Regions from separate parts of the Homo sapiens genome. Here all the other regions are linked to region 3. Evidence: read pairs that join two places in POLR2A ChIA-PET (ENCODE). Cell type or tissue: GM12878. All regions are shown on one strand. Region 1 overlaps CIITA (class II major histocompatibility complex transactivator). Region 2 overlaps CLEC16A (C-type lectin domain containing 16A). Region 3 overlaps TVP23A (trans-golgi network vesicle protein 23 homolog A).

The links. Peaks named below come from ENCODE experiments on the same cell type or tissue, not always from the same donor. Only the 100,000 strongest peaks of a DNase experiment are listed, where the experiment ranks them.
Region 1: POLR2A ChIA-PET joins it to region 3 with 5 read pairs; 4 of 35 experiments call an interaction of 5 or more read pairs at or near these places.
Region 2: POLR2A ChIA-PET joins it to region 3 with 5 read pairs; 2 of 35 experiments call an interaction of 5 or more read pairs at or near these places.

What each region holds. Positions count from the first base shown.
Region 1 is chr16:10,911,387-10,913,886 of GRCh38, forward strand. All of the region lies in intron 13 of CIITA (class II major histocompatibility complex transactivator), which reads left to right. Among named protein-coding and RNA genes, the nearest start is that of DEXI, 30 kb to the right of the region's middle. RefSeq lists an enhancer at 1,022-1,071. In GM12878, no CTCF peak of the experiment used is centred here; a DNase peak (open chromatin) is centred at 1,465; H3K4me3 peaks cover 348 bases; H3K27ac peaks cover 1,838 bases.
Region 2 is chr16:10,948,251-10,950,750 of GRCh38, forward strand. All of the region lies in intron 1 of CLEC16A (C-type lectin domain containing 16A), which reads left to right. Among named protein-coding and RNA genes, the nearest start is that of CLEC16A, 4.9 kb to the left of the region's middle. RefSeq lists an enhancer at 1,314-1,463. In GM12878, CTCF peaks have their summits at 1,233 and 1,574; a DNase peak (open chromatin) is centred at 1,291; H3K4me3 peaks cover 1,659 bases; H3K27ac peaks cover 1,759 bases.
Region 3 is chr16:10,783,952-10,786,451 of GRCh38, forward strand. All of the region lies in intron 2 of TVP23A (trans-golgi network vesicle protein 23 homolog A), which reads right to left. Among named protein-coding and RNA genes, the nearest start is that of TVP23A, 34 kb to the right of the region's middle. In GM12878, no CTCF peak of the experiment used is centred here; no DNase peak of the experiment used is centred here.

The DNA of each region.
Region 1 (2,500 bases), 130 kb after region 3:
TCTCTCTCCCTTCCTTCCTCCCTCCCTATCTCTCTCTTTCTTTCTTTCTTTCCTTCTTTTCTTTCTTTCCTTTCTCTCCTTTCTCTTTCTTTCTTTCCATTCTCTTTCTTTCTCTTTCCTTCCCTCCCTTCCTTCTCTTCCTTCCTTCTTTTTCCTTTCCTTTTCTTTCCTTTTCTTTTCTTTCTTGAGGCAGAGTCTTACTCTGTCCCTCAGGCTGGAGTTCAGTGGCACAATCACAGCTCACCACAGCCTCAACCTCCCTAGGCTCAAGTGATCCTCCCACCTCAGCCTCCCTAGTAGCTGGGACTACAGGCATGCCCCACCTGACTAATTTTTGTATTTTTTGTAGAGACAGGATTTCACCATGTTGCCCAGTCTGGTCTCGAGCTCCTGGGCTCAAGCAATCCTCCCACCTCAGCCTCCCAAAGTGCTAGGATTACAGGTGCGAGCTCCCGCACCTGGCCAGAACAGGCTTTTAAATTTGCAGCTCACCTTCCATCTCAATTATCTCAGGCCACCCTCCTCTACAGGCATTGTCATCATCTCCCCATTGTACAAATGGCAATGCTGAGAACAAGAGACTTTAAATTGTTTATCCAAAGTCATAAAGGTCAGGTCAGCCTGGCCCTAAGCTCCTTCCACAGAAAAAGCTAAATGAATGTTTGTTCCTTGGTAGGGGTCTAGATCATCTAATGATTAGGAAGGAGTTGTTATGCCTGTGGTATATTCGGTGCTGTTTTTTTTTGGAGATGGGGTCTTGCTCTGTCACCCAGGCTAGAATGCAGTGGTATGATCTTGGCTCACTGCAATCTCCACCTCTCGGTTCAAGCAATTTTCCTGCCTCAGCCTCCCGAGTAGCTGGGATTACAGGTGTACACCACTACACCTGGCTAATTTTTGTATTTTTAGTAGAGACGGGCTTTAACCATGTTGGCCAGGCTGGTCTTGAACTCCTGGCCTCAGATGTTCCTCCCACCTCAGCCTCCCAAAGTGCTGGGATTACAGGTGTAAGCCACCATGCCCAGCTTATAATTCAGTGCATTTTATATATAATCTCATTAATCTCAAGAGCTACTGTGGAAGACAGACAGTCATCATCTTCCCCATTTTACAGATGAGGAGACGGAGGCCTGGTGAGGTTAAGTGACTTGCCCGTGGTCCCCCAGCTGGTCACCCACAAGCTATCAGCTCTCCCTGATCACTGCTCCCCTGTGCCCCAGAAAAAAGCCAGTGTCTCTTGTTTTGAACAGAGACAAGGTGCTAAATTTGTCCAGAGGTAAAAATGATGCTGAAAAGGGGAAATGTCTGAAAACAATAACTGAGGGCCCTTTCTGGCCTTAAATTATTTTCAGCTGAAAAAGCCCCTAGTTCAAGATCGGAACTGCGCTCTGGGGAACAGCGGCCATGGGGTGGAACAGCCTAGAGCCGGGTGATCAGCCACCTGGAGACCGGAAGCCCCCGAGGAGGTTCTGAGGAAGGAAGGAAGGAAGGAAAAGACTATTTCTGGCATTTTCTCAGGCTTCTACTGTGCCCAGGCACCCTGTAGACCTCATCTGTCTGTCAAATCAGGGTTCTTAGCCACTCACAACCCTACAGGGACTTCGTTTGTACACAGAGTCCTTCCCCAGTTCAGTCCCCACTCACCTGTTCACCCTTATCTCCTACACTCGCTGGGTGCTCTCTCCATTCCAGCCACAGGGCCTCCTTGCTGGCTTTCAACCTCCTAGGCATGCTTCTGCCTCCAGGCCTTTGCACCGGCTGTGCCCTCTGCCTGGAATACTTCTCCCCAGATATCTGCATGGCTCATGCCTTCACCTCCTCTGGTCTTTACTCAGTGAGGCCTTTTCTTTTCTTTCTTTCCCTGTTTCTTTCTTTCTTTCTTTCCCTCCTTTCTTTCTTTCTTTCCCTTTCTTTCTTTCTTTTTCCTTTTTTCTTTTTCTTTTTTTGAGGTGGAGTCTCGCTCTGTCACCCAGGCTGGAGTGCAGTGGCACAATCTCGACTCACTGCAACCTCCTCCTCCCAAGTCCAAGTGATTCTCTTGCCTCAGCCTCCCGAGTAGCTGGGACTACAGGCACATGTCACCACATCTGGCTAATTTTTTGTATTTTTAGTAGAGACGGGGTTTCACCGTGTTAGCCAGGATGGTCTCAATCTTCTGACCTCGTGATCCCCCCACCTCGGCCTCCCAAAGTGCTGGGATTACAGGCGTGAGCCACCACACCCGGCCTCAGTGAGGTCTTTTCTGACCCTCACAGTTAAAAATAAAACTCTGGCCAGGCGCAGTGGCTTATGCCTGTAATCCCAGCACTTTGGGAGGCCGAGGCAGGTGGATCACAAGGCCAGGAGTTTGAGACCAGCCTGGCCAACATAGTGAAACCCCATCTCTACTAAATATACAAAACAAATTAGCTGGGCATGGTGGCAGGTGCCTGTAGTCACAGCTACTTGGGAGGCTGAGGCAGGAGAATCATTTGAAACCGGGAGGCGGAGGTTGCGGTGA
Region 2 (2,500 bases), 160 kb after region 3:
GAGAGCTGGAAACTGTTTTTAGCTTCATTATTCTTTGTAACACTCCCAGCTTGCAAACTGGAAAGGAATTTTCCTGTTAGGGTTTTACTTTTGCTAAATGGTAGAAAACTTCATACCTGTGGTCTCTGTCTGCTGAACTGAGTTAGTGATTTAGCTCAGGCAGATTGAAGTAGTCAAGAGGTTATTTGCTACACACCATGGGTGGTTTATTGTCCAGATTAGTGGCAAGGCTGTGACATTGACTGACAAATGTCCACCACCAAGCGGAAGCCTGAGTGATGGAATCGTTTGATTGCTACTGAAACATCATCTTTACCAGGGACTGCAAGTCTGCGGCTGGTAGAAATTGGTCGTTTTTGTATTGTGGCCTTCATTCTGGTCCACTTTGTGTGGGGGTCAAGATTTTTGGTTCCAGTGACAGAAACCCAGCTAGAATTGCCTTAAGCCTCAAATGGATTGAATAGCTCATGTCACTGAATGGTCTGTCCCCGCTAAACCATGGCTGAATCCAGGTGTTTGGAGCCGTCAGAAATCGGCCTTTTTCCACCTTTCAGCTCTACCTTTTTCCTGTTGGTGTCATTTTCAGGCAGGCTGCAGGCTTACATCATATCAGCTTAGCATTCCTGAGGAAAAAGAGAGCTTCTTTTCTCAATATTGCCAGCAGAAGTCCAGAATTGAGATTGAGTATCCCTGGACCAGCAAGGTCTCATGCCACCCCTGAACTGTCACTCTGGCCAAAGGTATAGGGGGATCTGATTGGCCATTCCTCACTCATATTCCCTTCCCTGGAGCAAGAGTGGGATTAGCTCCACTCAAGCTAGTGGAAAAGAATGAGAGAAAAGAGTGGTTCCCCATGGGAGAATCAGGGGTTATTGCCCAAAGAAGGCGGAGAATGGATCCATGGCAGGTAGACAGACGCACACCTACTCTTGGTGCTTTCAAGTTTTGGCTAAGGTGGCACTGACAGTGTTAGAGCTTGGGGTACAATATTGCCATGTTGATTTTCTTAAAATATCGTCTTCACCATGCCACATATTATGGGTCCTAGGCTCCCACTATGTCACGTCTAAGTTCTTCCAGGCCTTCCCACCATCTAGTTTGGGAGCACAGGGAGTTAGGAACATCCTTGTTAGGCAGACGCTGTTTAAATGGAGACCAACGGGGTGAGTCGTTGTTACCAGGCAGCGGGGTGTCAGGTGGAAGGAAGGATGTTTCAGGCAGAGGAAAAGGCATTTGAGAAAGCCTAGTGGGGCAAGGGGAGCAGTGCACATTGGCAGAACTCACGTGGTTCAGCAGGGGAGTGTTCACTGGGTGAAGAGGAAGTGAGGACCCAAGCTCAGAGCCATGCTTGGCAGTCTCCAGAGGCCAGGTCCCCTGGGGCCCTGTAAATCACTTTAAGGAATTCAGACTATGAGTGAGAACAGTAGGGAGCCACTGAAGGTTTTTTAACTACAGAAAGGCTGTGGTCTGGCTGAAGCTGGCAGAATGGATTGGATGAGGGGCAGACTGGAGGTGGGCCTCCACATGTGTTGGTGGGGCGGGGAGCAGGGGCTCTGCTGCCGTCCCCTGGTGAGTTACGGTAGCAGCTGCTGTCATCCAGGTGTATCTCCTGTTGGTGGTCCACTCACACACATACCTCGCCTGCCCACTTGAGGTCCCCTGCTCTTTTCCTCCTGCCCATCCAAATCCCTAGCTCTATCCCGAAAATGCCAGTTCTTCCCTAAAAATTGCCCTGGTGACTTCAGCCAACAAGAGTTTTGCTGTCTTCTCTAACTTCTTCTGTGCCTGTTCACACTGTCCCACACAGTTAACACATTATTATATACTTCTCATCGCCAAAGAGTGGGTCGGCTGTTAGCTCCTGTGCGTTCTTAAAGTTTCATCTCGGCCTTGAGTTAGACCCTCAGGAAGCTGGCCGGGGTTCCTGTCCTTTGGCTATCAGACATTGTCTTCCTTTGTTACATATCTTTTTTGTTGTTTTCTCCCAATTTGAACATAAGAATCATGAAAGCCTGTATGGCTTGTTCAGCTGGGTACTGGTATGCCAGCACAGGACGTGGCAGATAGTAAGCAATCAACAAATATTTGTCACAGGATGAACGAGAGGCAGACCTCTGTTTTCAGAAAAGGCCAGTCTTTTCCCAACAACTGCTTGTTCTCCCCAGTTTAGTCACAGCACCTGTGCCACAGCCATGACTTTCTCTAGGGCTAAAGCCCTAAAGAAAGCTAGGGTATAGCCCTGCCTATACCCTACACATCCCCGGCCCAGCCTCACTTGCCGGCCCTGTTTGACATCTTTGGGGGATGATTCACCAGGGGAAGCACAGCCTGTGAACACCTTCTCTAATCCTCTAGCCTGATTCCACCCTCCGTGAAGCTTCTCCTTGTCCTGCTGGCCAGAAGGCTGAACACTGACCAGATGGTGGTTTTCAGGGCACAGAGTGGGACACACTGGGGAACGTCTGCAGGGCCTCTGCCCGAGTGCTGAACAGGCCAGACA
Region 3 (2,500 bases):
GTGGAGCAGAGGGGACTTTTAGAGCTGGGAAACTACTCTGTATGATGTTGTGATGGAGGACTTTTGACATTACACATTTGCCAAAACTCATAGAATGGGCTAGGCGTGGTGGCTCATGCCTGCCTACAATCCCAGCACTTTGGGAGGCCTAGGGGGCAGATAGCTTGAGCCCAGGAGTTCAAGACCAGCCTGGCCAACATGGTGAAACCCTGTCTCTACTAAAAATACAAACATTAGCCAGGTGGTGCACACCTGTAATCCCAGCTACTAGGGAGGATGAGGAAGGAGAATTGCCTGAACCCAGGAGGCGGAGGTTGCAGTGAGCCGAGATCTCACCACTGCACTCCCACCTAGGCGACAGAGCAAGACTCTGTCTCAAAAAAAAGAAAAAATATCAACCTGGGCAACATGGTAAAACCCAATCTCTACCAAAAAAAGAAAAAAAAAAAAAGAAAGAAAATTAGCCAGGCATGGTGGCACACGCCTACAGTCTCAGCTACTTGGAGTGCTAAGGTGGGAGGATGGCTTGAGCCTGGAAGGCAGAGGTTGCAGTGATCCGAGATCACACCAATGCATTCCAGCCTGGGCAACAGAGCAAGACCTTGTCTCAAAAAAAATAAATAAATAAAGAAGAAAGAAAGAAAAAAAAACCTCATAAAATGTACAACATCAAGAGTAAACCCTGATATAAACTATGGATTTTAGTTAATAATAATGTATTGGTTCATCAAGTGTAACACATATACCACACTAATGCAAGATGTTTAAAATGGAGAAATTGGGGGAGAAGGGGAGTATATAAAAATTATATGAACTTTCTCCTCAAACTTTGCTACAAAACTGAAACTGCTCTAAAAACAGAGCCAGGTCCAGGTGTGGTGGCTCACACCTATAATCCCAGCACTTTGGGAGGCCGAGACAAGTGGATCACCTGAGGTCAGGAATTCAAGACCAGCCTGACCAACATGGTGAAACCCCATCTCTAAAATACAAAAAGTAGCTGAATGTGGTGGCGGGCGCCTGTAATCCCAGCTACCTGGGAAACTGAGGCAGGAGAATCCCTTGAATCCGGGAGGCGGTGGTTGCAGTGTGCTGAGATCACAACACTACACTCCAGCCTGGGTGACAAAGCGAGACTCCGTCTCAAAAAAAAAAAAAAAAAATAGAGCCAGGCCGGGCATGGTGGCTCACGCCTATAATCCCAGCACTTTGGGAGGCCAAGGCGGGTGGATCACCTGAGGTCAGGAGCTCACGACCAGCCTGGCCAACATGGTGAAACCTGCCTCTATTAAAAATACAAAAATTAGCCAGGTTTGGTGGCGGAAGCCTGTAATCCCAGCTACTCAGGAGGCTGAGGCACGAGAATCGCTTGAACTGGGGAGGTGGAGGTTGCAGTGAGCAGAGATCGCACCACTGCACTCCAGCCTGGGTGACAGAGCAAGACTCCATCTCAAAAAAAAAAAGAGCCAGAATTTATAAAAGTGGGTGGACATAGGTATGAAGCTCTGTCTAAGAGTACACAGAGAAACTGGGAGGAGGCACAAACATCACTGTCCCACAACTTCTAAAGCAGGTCTGATTTGGGGGTGTAAACCCTGAATATCTGAGACAGGTCTCAGTTATTTTAGAAAGTTATTTTCCCAAGGTTGAGAACACACTCAGGAGATCCTGACAACATGTGTCCAAGGTGATCAGAGCACAGCTTGGTTTTGTACATTTCAGGGAGACAGGAGACAACAATCAACTTATGTAAGATGAACATTGGTTGGGTCTGGAAAGGCGGAACACCTTTCCAGGCATCTGCTTCTCAGATCTATGTGATTGTACTCAATAAATAGTGTGGAGACCAGAACTCTGAGCCCTTTGCAGCCTCTGATTTGCTCTGGCCCCCTGGCTCCCACCTTTATGAACTCTTAACCTGTCTCTTCTCATTCCTTTGTCACCACCGGACTTTGGGTACCCTACAGGTGGTGTTGAGGCTGGTCCCCAACAGAGACCAGCCTGACCAACATGATGAAACCCCGTCTCTACTAAAAATACAAACAATTAGCTGGGAGGGGTCTTCCAGGTCATAGGTAGATTAGAGACAAATGGTTGTGTTCTTTTAAGTTTCTGATGAGTGTCTCCAAAGGAGGCAATCAGATATGCATTTATCTCAGTGAGCAGGGGAGTGACTTTGAATAGAATGGGAGGCAGGTTGGCCTTAAGCATTTCCCAGTTTGACTTTTCCCTTTAGCTTAGTGATATGGGGGCCCCAAGATTTATTTTTCATCCACAGGGGAAGGTGAGTTCATCCTAAATTCGGCAGTGATCTAACAATGTCTTTAAAAGTTGTCCTGTGGCCAGGTGCAGTGGCTTAGGCCTGTAATCTCAGCACTTTGGGAGGCTGAGTCAGGAGGATCACTTGAGGCCAGGAGTTTGAGGCTGCACTGAGCTATGATCACACCACTGCACTCCAGCCTGGGGACAGAGGGAGAACTTGTCAAAAAAAAAAATACCC